Linked DNA regions of Homo sapiens: all the other regions are linked to region 1. A link is a contact called in ENCODE Hi-C or POLR2A ChIA-PET data. All regions are on one chromosome and are shown on one strand. The core of a region is the stretch at or near the end of the contact, and the rest is flanking DNA. Distances in the headings are between cores, read along the strand shown. Region 1 holds the start of TARP (TCR gamma alternate reading frame protein). Region 2 overlaps STARD3NL (STARD3 N-terminal like). Region 3 overlaps STARD3NL (STARD3 N-terminal like).

What was found. Hi-C counts contacts between places; a loop is a spot of excess contacts on that map. ChIA-PET counts read pairs that join two places held with the same protein, here RNA polymerase II (POLR2A). Pooled maps may share reads with other maps.
Region 2: a pooled map shows a loop between it and region 1 (2.3-fold over the local background). The contact joins the enhancer-like site here to the promoter of TARP in region 1. A Hi-C loop is called at or near these places in 1 of 168 maps with a recorded cell type or tissue (natural killer cell) and 1 of 50 pooled maps. POLR2A ChIA-PET finds 5 or more read pairs at or near these places in 2 of 52 experiments (H1 and MCF 10A).
Region 3: a loop to region 1 is called in a pooled map, with 3 times the contacts of the local background. The contact joins the enhancer-like site here to the promoter of TARP in region 1. A Hi-C loop is called at or near these places in 1 of 168 maps with a recorded cell type or tissue (natural killer cell), 1 of 37 single-sample maps with no recorded cell type and 3 of 50 pooled maps. POLR2A ChIA-PET finds 5 or more read pairs at or near these places in 1 of 52 experiments (H1).

The regions. Positions count from the first base shown.
Region 1 is chr7:38,271,279-38,276,427 of GRCh38, forward strand. It overlaps TARP (TCR gamma alternate reading frame protein), which reads right to left and starts at 2,358. Exons shown (of 4, transcript NM_001003799.2): 1 at 2,309-2,358. It also overlaps TRG, TRGJP and TRGJP1.
Region 2 is chr7:38,213,043-38,218,191 of GRCh38, forward strand. It overlaps STARD3NL (STARD3 N-terminal like), which reads left to right. Exons shown (of 9, transcript NM_032016.4): 3 at 1,315-1,392; 4 at 1,986-2,063; 5 at 3,983-4,036; 6 at 4,146-4,263. Among named protein-coding and RNA genes, the nearest start is that of STARD3NL, 37 kb to the left of the region's middle. Within about 2 kb of position 2,834, at least 14 of the 41 ENCODE cell types and tissues checked have a DNase peak (open chromatin) inside an H3K27ac peak, as active enhancers do; they include natural killer cell, where a contact is called at or near this core.
Region 3 is chr7:38,230,217-38,235,365 of GRCh38, forward strand. It overlaps STARD3NL (STARD3 N-terminal like), which reads left to right. Exons shown (of 9, transcript NM_032016.4): 9 at 1-453. Among named protein-coding and RNA genes, the nearest start is that of TARP, 41 kb to the right of the region's middle. RefSeq lists an enhancer at 3,061-3,140. Within about 2 kb of position 2,860, at least 7 of the 41 ENCODE cell types and tissues checked have a DNase peak (open chromatin) inside an H3K27ac peak, as active enhancers do; they include natural killer cell, where a contact is called at or near this core.

The DNA.
Region 1 (5,149 bases), core at 1,108-3,607:
TATGTTTGCAAATCCTAGCTCTGTGATAGGGACACCTACATACTAAATTTAGATAGAAAGTGCCAGAACTTAAAATGAAGCTTTTTTTCCCCAAAATTTTCTCTCACAACATGGGGAGGTGCCTTATGTATGGTACAGTCTTTGTGTAACTTCTCATATTAAAAAATGTTCTTCTAATACTCTGCTTTGATCCAGAAGGACTAACTGGAGGAGATATCGACATGAAATGAACTCAATGATGCTAGTTTGGGGAATAGCACTGGTAAAAGGAAAAAAAAAGGCAAAGAAATTTATCACGGATTTGGTCATTATTACTTGGGGTAATGTCTCTGTAGTTTTTACTTCATACAACTGTAGAATAACAGAATAAATTGGAAAAAAATATATCCTTTTATTTTGTGAGTGAATAATTGTGTCTTAGAATAAAATATTCAGAGACACCATCATAAGAGGATTCCAAAGTGGACGCTTTGACCTGAGATGCCTTAGAAAGCTGTTCTGAGATAGATGCTTTACATGCATGTGAAGCATCAAAACAAAAGTTTTAATGAAATATAAGGGCAAAAAAGGCAATATTTCTCAACTGATATTGATATTGATATAATTTTTAACTTTGAAAGTATGAACCAGGTAAGAAATTAAATGTTATAGGTAGACATTTGACTGTTTTACCTGTAGCCCTATAAATTTACATATTCGAGTTGGGGGAGGGGAAAATACATATTTTCTTAAACATAAATTTTCTCTTGAAAATGAAAAATCACCTTGTATTCAGGTAGATCATATTTGAGATAATACGTAAAACATTCTAATTACTTTTAGAAGCAGGTACAATTAGTCTTTTAGACATAGAAAGCATTTTACAAATAGTGATATTTGTTCTGAAGTGAGCTGCTGAATAGATGGGAGTCGATACATTTATCTGTATTCCTGAGTGTATAAAGACCTTTCGTGGGTAGTAACTTGAATTCTAGAAGAGGAAATAATATTTCTATCACCTACCAAGTGCCAGGCATTCTGGTAGGTAATTTCCATATTTAATTTCATTTAATCTTTATAACATCCACTTTAGATAAATAATCTCCATTATCTTCTTTGTACAGATCAACGTGAAAACAGAAGTTTCAACTTTGTTCTGGTATTGAAAAATATTAAGGACATTTGAAAAGAATGTTTATGAAGCAGTGTGAAGTGAAAAAGCCAGATCTATTATTGTGTATCTAGTATGATTCCAACTTTGTAAAACAAACAAACAAAAAGCAGAGAAAAATGTTTAAATAAAAATATAACAAAATGATAATGTGATGAGGGTCAATATCAAATTATAATTTTTTGTTTATTTTTGTGTTTTCCAATTTTTCTATAATGAACCAGCATTTTTATAATTTGAACAACTGGTAAATCAAAATACACTTCCTAAAAGGGAGTTACATAGAAAGTGCTAGCTCCAGGAGTCGAGAAACAAAGTCCATACCTTTTCTTGCACCGCACTTTCCTGAAAAATCACTTCTCAGAAAATTACAAATTATGAATTTGATTGCTACAATTCTCATTAAGTCAATTGGATAAAAGAGAATCGGAAGGTCACTTTTTAACTTATAAGTTCATTTTATCATAAGATCTCAACCACTAAGGAATTAAAAATGTAAAACTGCTTTCATTTTTTCCGATGCTTTATCAACTTTGTGAAAATTCTCTGAAAACTTTCATTTCAGTGGATCTAACAGACTAAGAGTATCTTTATGAGATGTTTTCTCTCATCCAGGCAAAATTACATCTTTAAACTTAAGCTAACAAATAATAAACAAACTCATTGGACCAATTTAAATAACAATAAATGCAGCTTATGTTACTTCTAAATATGGTCACACCGAGAAATATTTTAACATTTGATATTAACCATTCTTTGGTCAAATTATCAAATATTTCATCTTTTGGTGACCAAATAAGGAGGGTAGCTGATTTTACTTTTTTTTTTTTTAATTTTTTCCATTGGTTATTTTTAGAACTGAAGAAATAAAATCTCAAAACTAAACTTGTTCACAAAACTTTCAACAGAGAGATACCAATGGAACAACATAAGGCCTCCATCCTTTAGAGATTTGCAGTTGGTCTAAGCTCCTTAGTAATGTCTCCCATGCTAGGGCAGGAAAAGTTCTGACTCCTAAGGCATGAACCAAGTCACCTGACCTCTCTGGAGATTTCACCATGATTAGTGACCAAGGAGGGAATCCTAGAATTCTGAGCCAGCTCCTGCCTGCCAGCCTCCCATCCCTTCTTTACATTGCAAAATTTAAAGAAAACTTACCTGTAATGATAAGCTTTGTTCCGGGACCAAATACCTTGATTTTTTTGCCCAACTCTTGCCCACCACCTGAGAAGCCTTTATAAGAATCTCCCTTTGTGTTTGTCTTAAAATTGTGCCAACATTTTTTTCAATATTTACATAAATACATAAAAATTGGCCCTGCTGACGTTAAGTCAAGACAAAGGTCAAACAAAATCACACTGGATCTGAATGTAATCAGGAATTTAAGAACTGACCTCACCTTGCCCTGGGCACTTTGGGCTATGTACATTCTCTCCTTGTATCCCATACATTAGAGAGTCTGATTTTACCTTTTCTCATGATTTTGCCTGAATCTTCTAAATCTTCCCTAAAAAGTTTTCTTGTATACACTTTGTCTTAAGTGTAATTTAGAGTTAATATTTCCTTAATTTTCAAAGAGAGACAATAATAGGATTCCTATGTTTGACATTTAATAAATAGATATTCAATATGATTTATAGGTATTTTGGGATTCATATGTATGGAGGGATGGGTATCTAGATTGATTCTAAAATAACTTCTTTTTGGCCAGGCACAGTGGCTCATCCCTGTAATCCTAGCACTTTGGGAGGCTGAGGCAAGCGGATCACTTGAGCTCAGGAGTTGAAAACCAGCCTGGTCAACATGGTGAAACCCCATCTCTACTAAAAATACAAAAAAAACCCAAAACATTAGTTGGGCGTAGTGGCAGGAGCCTGTAATCCTAGCTACTCAGGAGGCCGAAGCAGAAGAATCTCTTGAAACTGGGAAGCGGAGGTTGCAGTGAGCAGAGATGATGCCACTGCATTCCAGCTGGGCGACAGAGTGAGACTCCATCTCAAAAAATAAAAAATAAAAATAAAGTAAGTTCTTTTTAGAATCCAGTTCTCACTGATAGAATACTGATGAGTTGTTAGAAAATATGAATTCTTAATGATGATTCATTGCTGAAAGACTGCTACTTTTGACTTGAAAATATCTATACAGTTTCATCAAATTAAATCGTGTGCTACTCAACAGAGAATCTGAGGCAGCTCTGAGTTATGCGACTTAGCACTGCAATATAGCATAGCTGCGATAGCTCCTACATCAGTTTCAACATATCTAGCAAATTTGATGCCAATACAGAAAGACAGCTGAGTGGAATGACGTCAAAATGACTCATTCTACAGAAATACCCTAAAAATTATATTTTGAGTATTTAATAAATGTATATCCCATATGACTTTTTGGAGGAGAGAGGTCATTTCAGTGCCATAATTAGAAGTAGAAGAATTGTATTAATACACAAATAGTAATACAAATTGGGAGTTGTTACTAGAAAAATAGTCAACTAAAGAGTCCATTCATAGGGTCAAGCTACAGAAGAAGAAATATTCAAAGTATAAAAATATGACTTAATATTTCTAAATATCACATAAGGGTCCAGACCAGGCACTTTGGAGTAGACAAGCTTAGATAGATCCCAGACTTTTCCACAGTGACTAGTCATGTGACTTTAAGAAAGTAACTGAGCTTCTCTAGGCCTCAGTTTCCTCATCTGTGAAATGGGACTAAGAGGATCTCCTGCATAGGTCTGATGAGGAAGGAGATAAAGCATTGAAACTATTTAGCATGGTGTCTGGCTCTCAATAAACTTTGCTAATATTAATTTTCTCCTTAAAAGGACAATATTGGGTCATTTTATCAAATCCTCCCACCAAACGCAATACATAGATCTTATAAGCAATAACTGCTACACAAATTAAGAAAGAAAATGAGCTCATGAACCCAAGACCTTCTGCTTCTCCGGCAGCCACAGGCCAAAGAACGTGGACAGGGCCCAACCAAGCCAGAATCTAGAATACTTATCTGCCAGACTGGCAGCTTTTGAGTGTTGAGACTGTGTCTTCTTTGCCCTTTTATCTCTAGCATCCAGAACAAAAACTGTTTTTGATAAATATTTGCTGAGAGGATGAATGAACAAATGAAGATGTAAAATGATGAAGACTCTTTTCATTGACCTTGGAGCTGACATGGCTGGTTGAACTTACAAATTCTATTAAACCGGGCCATTTCCAGGTGATATAACAAGAGTCCCAATTGCATAAATTTTGACTGACTTCAGCCTCCCTCAAAGAAACTAGAACACTAATAAGTGGGATGTATTGACCTTCTATAGTAATTTACTATAAGAAGTAATTTTTTTCTATACTATTTCTCAGGATGAGATCAAAATCAATAACATGGGTTTGGCAGGCTAGCAGAAGAAGGGAGCACTATGTTATATCTCAAAATACAGAGAAGAAGTAATTAATAAAACTCCATTTTTATGTCTCTCACTTAAAAGACCAACAAAAAAGTAACTTGGACCAAGGACTTACACTAATGGTGTATAGACATGGGCCTCAAAACATTTTAATTTCTTGCCAGAGTCTATCTTTTGTGTGTGTGTGTGTGTGTGTGTGTGTGTGTGTATTCTTAAAGTAGAATTTTAATCCGCTTACAGACAGGGAAGGGAAGATATCATGTACAAAATCGTTTTGTTTCCATATTCAGCTAATCTGCAAAATTGCTGTTCGTATACTGAGGCCAGGAATGTGACATATTCAGATAAGGTTGATCATTTTTTTCTAAAAATCATCTATCAGTTTTTCATTACTGGAATAAAAACAGAAAGAAAAGTTACTTACCAGGTGAAGTTACTATGAGCTTAGTCCCTTCAGCAAATATCTTGAACCAACCAGTGGTATCACACCGGTCTAAGCTTCTACAAAAATCTCAGCCTTCTGATCCTCGGGACACGACTAGCAATCCAACAACTTTGAACTAGCAATTTCATCTTCTGGCTTTTTTGGAAGT
Region 2 (5,149 bases), core at 1,584-4,083, 58 kb before region 1:
GGCTATTTATTGCAAAACTCTATGGGCTGCTTTGATTCCTGTTCTCCCAGGAATAGCAAGGGGAGGTCTCTATGTGGTAGAGAACTCCTGTTTGCTGTAGGCCGCTTGGAATAATCATTCTTATAATATTCTGGATGTTGACAAGTTTCCTTAGTCCGGAGAGACAGTAATGAGACTAAATGGTTGGGTGTCTTTCAATCATTATTCCTCCTTCCTCCCAGGTTTTCAATTCTATTCATTTGTAGAGGTCTGTAGCCAAGCAGGTCTACAGAGGATCCATACTAATTACAAAGAAATGTAGACCTCCTTAAGGGATTTTCGGGCACAGGATAGTATTTATGGTATGCTTTCATTTTTGCATAACAAATACAAATATGTGAAATGATACCTAAGCTAGGAATACCCTTCCCTATGGCAACTTTCATTCGAATTTGAACCTGGCAAAGGTGTTCCTTAATGTTTTCCCTCTTATCCAGGTCTCTGGTTAACTGTCCTTCCATTGGTCCTCTTTTAAACCCTCTGCATTTGTTTGCTCCCTCTGATCAGGCTAATCCAGGGGCTCTGACAGTTACCCTGCTTGGGTGCTGCATTAGCTGCCGACACATGTCCCCTTACTTGATTTTTTAAAAGTATTATGCTCCATAGTTTCATTTGTCGAATTTTGAGCTCGATAATACAAGATTTATTTTGACAGTAGCATTGGGAGAGGACAGAAAGTTGTATCAGGTTTGAGTCTAGTACTGTCCTTATTTCATTATCTATTCATGTTAAAAATATATTTAAATTGATAAAAGTGCAGAATCTTTAAATGCCAGGAGAAATAAAAATGAGAAACCACAGAGAATGTTTACACTTCTATCCTGTGTCATGCTAATGGCCATCATTGACGTTTGCCCGGATGTCGGGGAGTCTTGGCCTTCCAAGACCTAAGACAGTGGAGCGTGATCAGAAAGTAAGGTAGTCCTGGATAAAGGTGAATTGCCTTCTTTAAAAATATACTTTTGTATGATGGAAGACTTTATCTTAGAAGGGAAAAAATAATTTTCTTAACATTTTAATTTTCCCAACTATGAACTACAGAAGCCATTATTTTTCACTATACATTTATATCTGTTGAGTGAATGAATTCAGAGTTGAGGAATTGGAGAGTGCCATCTAGCCCTTTTCTATTAAAATTATGAGAGTTCTTTTCTTCGCACTTTAGCATTTCTGGGTTCTGAGAAGATAGGCAGGAAAGTTGGATAGGAAATCTTACCTTGTTTTATTTCCACACATAAACCTCTCCTTGTTTTTGCTTCTTACTCTCCTTTCTAGGTGAATGGAGGCATTGAGAACACATTAGAGAAGGAGGTGATGCAGTATGACTACTATTCTTCATATTTTGATATATTTGTAAGTATTTTTTATGTTTCATTTCAGATGTGATAAAACTGACCCAAAAGGCAGATTTCCTCTAAATAGACTTCAAATTCCATGCCCTTTTTTCCTCTTTTGAACACTGACCATATTTTCCTTTTCTTTTAATTCCCCACCCATTCAATGTTCTCTCTCTCTAAATAAGGAATTGTGTCATCATCTCAAGGAAATAAAAGATTAATGACAGATAAGGGAGGGCAACAGAAGGAGCCATTCCTATTTTCTTGTTGGAGAGCCTTTATTCTTTCAAATGGCTCAAATAGAACCCATTGACATATCTAGTCACTGAAAGGAAAATTCACCTATTTGTATAATAAGATGATGAAAATGACATCTTTTTTTTCTTGCCTTGTTTTTTCTTTCATAATGGGAGATTAATGTGAGACCTAATTTGCTATTACATTAAGTTGTAGAGCAGGGATTCCCAAATGCTGGTCTACAGACCAGTGCCAGTCCCTGGTAGTCTCCAGCTAAATCACAGTAATGAAGACAGTCTGGTGAGTTTTTCATAAAGCTGTGTCATTTTTGTATATATTTTTTAAAACATCCCTTTATTTTCTTACTTTCAGCTTCTGGCAGTTTTTCGATTTAAAGTGTTAATACTTGCATATGCTGTGTGCAGACTGCGCCATTGGTGGGCAATAGCGGTGAGTATGCCCTGCATGAGTGGGTCATCTCCTCCAGTGCTGGTGGCCAAGTCCTGCTCTCAACAGGCCTGGGCTGGGAGAAGATACAGTTCTAATGCAGGTGGAATCCCACCAGCTTTCCTGAGTCCCGTTTCCTCCATACTTAAGTAGGTTTAATACTCCAGGGCTTCTTTCCAATGTTAATGAGTAACTAGATTTGTCTCTTGGTGCTGAGCCAAATGAGGAATCTAGAAGCCCAACAGTGATTATTGGCCAAGCACCAAGCCACCCTCTACCTCATTTTGCAAATAAGAGATGAGAGGAGACCTCTGTCACAGAGATATTTGGAAAATGTCTTATTTGGTTGAAACTGCTTAGTGATTGTTTTCATGACATGGTCTGTACTTATTTAGGTAATTGCCTTACCCCCTCCTTTCTTCCCCACAACCCCCTGTCTTGGAGGGAAAAGCTCTCAGTCTCTCTGTTGTTGCCTTGGACTTCTCAAGGACAAGGACTTTTTTACTCCTCTGTTTCCTGGCATCTAGCACAGAGAGCTTTGGTATTCTTAATAAGTATTTAGAGATTGATAGAATTACTAGCAGTTCTGCCTGACAGATGTCTGAATATTTGCCTTTTGTAAAGCTTTAATAAGTCAGTTCTATGGGAAGAAAATGTGGAGCTCCTCAGACTAGAGAGAGCTGCTCAGAAATAACCTGCAGTTCTGCAATTAGAGGGTGAGAGCTCGGGTCTGGGTGGCCCAGGCCTGGGTTTCTCCAGCTGGGAATAGGACTTGTGCTGCCCTCCTGAGTCCACTAGGGGGCGATGTCTGTCTGGGCCATGTCTTCTGAGCATTCTCAGAATCACGGGGCAGCGGTCAGACCATCTGTTAATCCGGAAGCTCTCATTTCATGGATATAGGCTGACAGTCTTGGCCAGACTTGACTCCCTTTCCTGAATACTCTTTTGCTGATATCATCATAGCTTTTGATGATTGTACCCTCCCATTTTTCTGCATTTTCTACAACAGATCCCTTTGGGATGTTGTATTCCTGAGTCCCCATATGTATGCTAGTATTTGTCAGACTATCCCTCTCAATGTTTGTTTTAGAAAAGTGTTTGACATATAGATATTCAGTGAGAGCTGTAAGACAGTATCTTCAATATCTGCTTTCAGATTATCTGAAGAATAAGTCTAATTTAGCAAATCATTTTATTGCTTCTGATTCTTGTTTTAAAAAACATTTGCAGAGAAGAGTCTAGAAGCTGGAAGGAGGAGAAGTCAGCTGGTATTTAAAGAGTGCTTAGTGTGAGCCTGTAAAGTTAATTAGTGTCAGAATATAAAATGCTAAACTGCCTCCTCTCCCAAGCAGCTCTGTGTGTGTGTGTGTGTGTGTGTGTGAGTGTGTGTGTGTGTGTGTCTGCAACTTTGTTAATACTTATTGAGCAAGATACTTGGTGTTCCCTGTCCTCCTTCTGTCAGTCAAGCTACTATTGGTATTCATTTTGGTCAGGTTTCACCATGCTAAAAATATTAGTTGAAGGAACAGTGACAAGGCTCAGGTATTATGGTATCTCTGGACTTCACAACCCCTGGCGAGAGCCCTACCTATGCACTTTACCAGTCTCTTCATGTGCTTGTAGAGGCTTTGGAATTGTACCTTCTGGTGGATCAAACTTAGTTACCTAGCACACCAGCCTGCTGAAATGTGGGAGAATAAACCACACACAGTCATTTAGGGATTGTGTCACATGTAGAAGCCCATTTTGCCCCAGTGTGGGTCTAGGGGAGAGAGACTGAGTGATATGGGAAGGAGCCAGGCTAGGCACAGGTTTTTCAGGCCTTGCCTGCTCCTGGCTCAGACGGGTCTCTTGTGAAGAGGGAGGTACCTTCACAGTGTGAGATGCCTAGTGTGAACAGTGCTGGATTATGTGTCTTGCAGTTGACAACGGCAGTGACCAGTGCCTTTTTACTAGCAAAAGTGATCCTTTCGAAGGTATGGCCTACCACTTTTTCTATACAGTTACCATCTTCAGTGATGAAGCCTCGTTTTTCAGTGTGAGTTTGTGGTAACTGCATTTCCCTTTCCTGGTCGTATTTTCCAGCTTTTCTCTCAAGGGGCTTTTGGCTATGTGCTGCCCATCATTTCATTCATCCTTGCCTGGATTGAGACGTGGTTCCTGGATTTCAAAGTGTTACCTCAAGAAGCAGAAGAAGAAAACAGTAAGTTCCTCTCAAAGTCAGCCTCCTGAGGCGGACTGGATACCAAGCTGGGAGGAAGAGATGTGGTTTCTTGGTGTGAATGGGGCTGCAAATGGGTAGAGTTAGGCAGTGGTGGGGTCTTCATTCTTTAGTGGCTACAGCAGAAATCGAGAGAAGGGTTGGGTGGATGAAAGGGTAAGTAACAGAAAGCAGCTCCTCTCTCCAGCTATCAGGCCAGGCTTCCCCTGGAAGAAAATGTGAACACTGGTGAAAAGGGCATTCAAGCAATAACAAAAAATAGCCAGCACTTTTTTCTCCCCAGACAGGTTGTTCTTTTCTCCCTGTTAGCAATAGACAGGACAGTAAGCATTTTGTGCATGTAAACAGAACTGTGCTGTTTAGGGTCAGAGAAAATAAAACCAATTTTAAGTGAGTGGAAGCAACTATTCTAAATACAAGCCAGTGATTCTCCAAAGTCTCCCATTGTGATCCATACAGCAGTTGGTGGCTTCAGATGGGCCTCTGTTAGAACAGTTAAATGCCTAGGGCTGGGGACCATTGGTGGGTTTAGGATGAAGATTATTCACAGGAGGATGACAGCAAGCCAGAGCGACGCTCAGCCTTTCACCATCCTCTGAGTAGCTGAGTCATAGCTAACAAGGTGTACTCATGAATCCTGCCAAAGCTGCTATAATCTCATCATGGCTTTCAATATCCCAGAATATTCACTAGGAAGGCCAAATGATTGATTAAGCTTTATGGTAAATTACCAAGCTGAAATTCTTCTCCACATAATGTCCTTAATGGAAGCCCACATGCCCCACCCACCCATCTTAAAGGTGAAACGATCAAAGCTCATTTCAGACACCCATGCAGTTTCAAGACATGCTGTTTTTATGCCTCTGCT
Region 3 (5,149 bases), core at 1,610-4,109, 41 kb before region 1:
ATATATTGAAGTAACACTTTTTTAGTAAGCAAGATACCTTTTTATTTCAATTCACAGAATGGAATTTTTTTGTTTCATGTCTCAGATTTATTTTGTATTTCTTTTTTAACACTCTACATTTCCCTTGTTTTTTAACTCATGCACATGTGCTCTTTGTACAGTTTTAAAAAGTGTAATAAAATCTGACATGTCAATGTGGCTAGTTTTATTTTTCTTGTTTTGCATTATGTGTATGGCCTGAAGTGTTGGACTTGCAAAAGGGGAAGAAAGGAATTGCGAATACATGTAAAATGTCACCAGACATTTGTATTATTTTTATCATGAAATCATGTTTTTCTCTGATTGTTCTGAAATGTTCTAAATACTCTTATTTTGAATGCACAAAATGACTTAAACCATTCATATCATGTTTCCTTTGCGTTCAGCCAATTTCAATTAAAATGAACTAAATTATACTGTGTGCTGTTTTTTCAAACATGAATATTCCCCTTGACTCAAGGGAAGTCAGGATGTCTGTTAGTTTTCTTTCATCATTCATTGTGTCATTGAAGAAAAACCTAATTGCCTGTAGTGGTGATGATGCTGGCTTGGGTAGAAACTGACCTTTTGTGCATATCAAGTCACTTCTGAAGGGGTGGCCTGCCCCTCCACACCTGTGGGTATTTCTAGTCGGGTGGGGCGAGAGACTGAGAAAAGAAATAAGACGCAGAGACAAAGTATAGAGAAACAATAGTGGGCCCAGGGGACCGGTGCTCAGCACACCAAGGACCTGCACCGGCACCGGCCTCTGAGTGTCTTCAGTTTTTGTTCATTATTATTTTCATTATTTCAGCAAAAAGGAATGTAGTAGGAGAGCAGGGTGATAATAAGGAGAAGGTCAACAAAAAACGTGAGCAAAAGAATCTATATCATAATTAAGTTCGAGGGAAAGTACTATGCCTGGACGTGCACGTAGGCCAGATTTATGTTTCTCTCCACCCAAACATCTCAGTGGAGTAAAGAATAACAAGGCAGTATTATTGCAAACATGTCTCACCTCCTGCCACAGGGCAGCTTTTCTCCTATCTCAGACTTGAACAAATGTACAATCGGGTTTTATACCGAGACATTCAGTTCCCAGGGGCAAGCAGGAGACAGTGGCCTTCCTCCACGTCAACTGCAAGAGGCTTTCCTCTTTTACTAATCCACCTCAGCACAGACCCTTTACGGGTGTCGGGCTGGGGGACAGTCAGGTCTTTCTCATCCCACAAGGCCATATTTCAGACTATCACATGGGGAGAAACCTTGGACAATACCCCGCTTTCAAGGGCAGAGGTCCCTGCGGCTTTCCACAATGCATTGTGCCCCTGGTTTATTGAGACTAGAGAATGGCAATGACTTTTACCAAGTATACTGCTTGTAAACATTTTGTTAACAAGGCACGTCCTGCACAGCCTTAGATCCCTTAAACCTTGATTTTATACAACACATGTTTTTGTGAGCTCCAGGTTGGGGCAAAGTGGCTGGAGCAAAGCTACAAATTAACAACATCTCAGCAAAGCAATTGTTTAAAGTACAGGTCTTTTTCAAAATGGAGTCTCTTGTGTCTTTCCTTTCTACATAGACACAGTGACAGTCTGATCTCTCTTTCTTTTCCCTACAACTTCTATCTGTGCTTGTTCTAAGAGTGGATCAGATCTCAACAGTGCAACAGGGAGGCTTGCTGGGAGGCTGGAGTCTAACCAGGATGAGCGTCTCATAGTGGAGAAGGGGCAAGGAAAGTCTCAAATGTCTGGCCTTGAGACTAAAACCTTAGAACTCAATGGTGTTATGGGAGTGAGAATCTCCTGTTTCAGGATTGGAGTTGCATATACACCAACCTCATAGATGATGCTTAAGTTGCCAATCAGGTTGTTAATTTAACCTGAGAAGGAGCTCTCACCCAGACATGCTGGGGGAACCGGTAGGATGTTGCCAATCCTCAGAGGAAGCCAAGTCTGGCTCAGAAGTCTTACCTCTCTAAGCACAGACCAAGCGGAATGAGGTATAGTATTTGAATATGCTAGGAAGTCAGACTGTGGGAGCCTACAGTGATTATCTCAACGATTGAGTTATATATTCTCCTGGGACTGCATAGATTCAGCCCAGGGGCATGGGCACCCACTCTGCCATGTTTCGGTGGGGTAGGAGTGGAGACATTTGTCCTTTATGCTCACATTGCTGAGCAATCCTCTGATGGACCCTTATCACTCATTTATCTGATGTTATTGTCCTCTAGTAATCCTTGGTCTGGTTGATGCTGAAATCATTTTGTCTCTGTAGAGGGACTTGATGTGATTCCATTTATGACATTTGTTACACAGTTGAACTCAGGGCTTCTATATCCCTGGTTTCCTGTGGAGAAAGAAGCACATCACTGTTGCCCACATCTGTGATCTACCTGTGCTAATAGGTTCATGAGTCTTGTGTCACCCTGTTTACACTGAGGAAATGAAACCAAAGGTATTAGTGTCTCTGAATCAGGTGCCTCTGGAAGGTACAGATACTGGGTGGAATGTTAGGATCATCTCCGTGCTGCAAGATGTCCTCTGGTCTTCAGGACAGTGTCATGGGAGTGGACCGAAGGTGCCATGTCTGAACAGTCCTGGGCATCAGATTCCCAACTCACCTGGTAGCTAATGAACCTTGAATATCAAATGCAGGGAGCCCCACCTACCCACAGGGTGGAGAGTGTGTTTGATAGTAATCTTGTATGTGTGAAGATGGATATTTTATTTCCATTAGCTGTGGGCTCTTGAAAGTGAGCAAAGTTGGTTGTGGTTTAACTGTCCTCGTTTTGTCTTACAACACCCTAGCCACCCCATGCACAGCCCCAACCAGTAGGGGCCGGTTTGACTTTGAGCATTTTCCATGAATCAACCACATTTGCCAGAGCACGTAAACAAAAGAAGCCTGAGAAAATAAAACACCATCCGCCACATCAGCGCCCTCCCACCACCCACTCTGCCTCCTCCACCACCACCACTGCATTCTCTCTCTACATTGCTGAAGTTCGGGGCAGCCCAGCTTGCGTTGGGGAAGGAAATCGCTAAGAAGTGTGAAACCACAGGAGACATTGCCCAGTACCTCGGCTGGTGATATCAGCCCCACAAAGCCCTTAGTGATCTGAAAGTTTCCTCTCCCAGTGCAGAAATCATTCCAGATTTCTCTATAGAGGCCAGGTATTTGCCCTAAAGAGATTCAATCAATTCATGAGAATCAAGGAGTAGATCTAAATTAAATTTGATCTTTCTTAAGTCTGGTTGGTCTTGCTTTGTTTACAAGTAGGATTCTCTACTTGGTTTCCAAAAGAACATGTTTCACAGAAACAAGCTGATTGTAGGCAAACCAGAAAACCTTCCCAATGTTCAGTAACACATTGTTTTAATTCTAATATATAAAAATGTTTACTTTAAAAGGATTCACCGGAGAAAACAGAAAACACACAATCACTTATTTTTTCACCCACATACCAACAATGAACATTGTTTTATCTTTGTCTGCAGAAATACACAGACACACATATAAATGAATGGCATGCCTATTTGTGTTATTACTCAGTAGAAAAAATGGCCAAAGGACATGAACAAATATGGCACAGAATAATATAAAATAGACCTTAAACATAAAAAGATGTTTATCTTCACTCACAGTAAGAAAAAAAGCAAATTAAAACCACAATGCAGTACTATTTTTACCTGTCAAATTAGCAAAACCCAACATTAAGCAGTAGGCTGTCAGCACTCACACACATTGTGGGAGAAGGGGTTAGGGCCATTTCTATGGAGGGCAGTTTGGCAGTACCCATCAAAATTACCAGTGCATATGTTCAAATGACATAAAACACTATCATTCATTTCAGCATTTTTTATAATAGCAAAAGACTGGTACTAAACCAAGGCACCGATTGAAAGTATGTTCACCAGTGAAAAATATCTGTATTTAGCTGGGCACAGTGGCTCACACTTGTAATCCCAGCACTTTGGGAGGCTGAGGTGGGCGAATCACTTGAGGTCAGAAGTTCGGGACCAGCCTGGCCAACCTGGTGAAACCCTGTCTCTACTAAAAACACAAAAATTAGTTGGGCATGGTGGTGGGAGCCTGTAATCCCAGCTACTCGGGAAGCTGAGGCAGGAGAATCGTTTGAACCCAGGAGGCAGAGGTTGCAGTGAGCCGAGATCAGCCACTGCACTCCAGCCTGGGCCACAGAGCAAGACTCTGTCTCAAAAACAAAAAAAAGAAAAAAAAAATACCTGTAGTGAAGTGCCCCTGTATATAAACATAAAAAGAGCTTTAAGATTTATAAATGGAAAGAGATGTGCAGATTAATATATGCTATATACTCCCTGTGTAAAAAGGGGAAATGAGAACATATATACATGTACATGGATACTTATATATGTACATCCATATTTAACTAAATAAAAATTGGAGTGTTTTCGAACCATGTAAGTGTTCAAATGTATTTATCTCACAATAGGATTTATGCTATGAATATTATTTTTCAACTCCATATCTATTTATTTTCCAGTTTTTAACCCATTTCCTTTTTGCCCCAAGAATACTCATTTCTAATCCTAATGCAACAGAAATGTACATGATGTTACATTAGGATTAGAGAGAAGTTCTGTTTAGAAATAACTCCAAGAACAGTTTTTGTTTTGTTTTGTTTTTAAGAGAGAGAGAGTCTCACTGTGTCGCCCAGGCTGGAGTGCAGTGGCGTGATCTCAGCTCACTGCAACCTCCGTTCCGCCTCCGGGTTCAAGTGATGGTCCTGACTCAGCCTCCTGAGTAGCTGGGACTACAGGTGCACGCTGCCACTCCCGGCTAATTTTTTGTATTTTAATAGAGACGGGGTTTCACCGTGTTGCCCAGGCTGGTCTCGAACTCCTGAGCTCAGGCAGTCCACCCGCCTCAGCCTCCCAAAATGCTAGTATTACAGGCGTGAGCCACTGCACCCAGCCCAGGAACAGATTTGACATTTTATATTCACGTTGAAAATCAGTCATATTTGCTTCAGCCTCAAAAGAGTGTGTTTATGTAAAAACAGCGAGCTGCACTTTTTTCTAAATGGGAAATGGGTTAAAGAATCTATACTTTTTGGAAGATGCGTATTTGTCTATTTATGAAT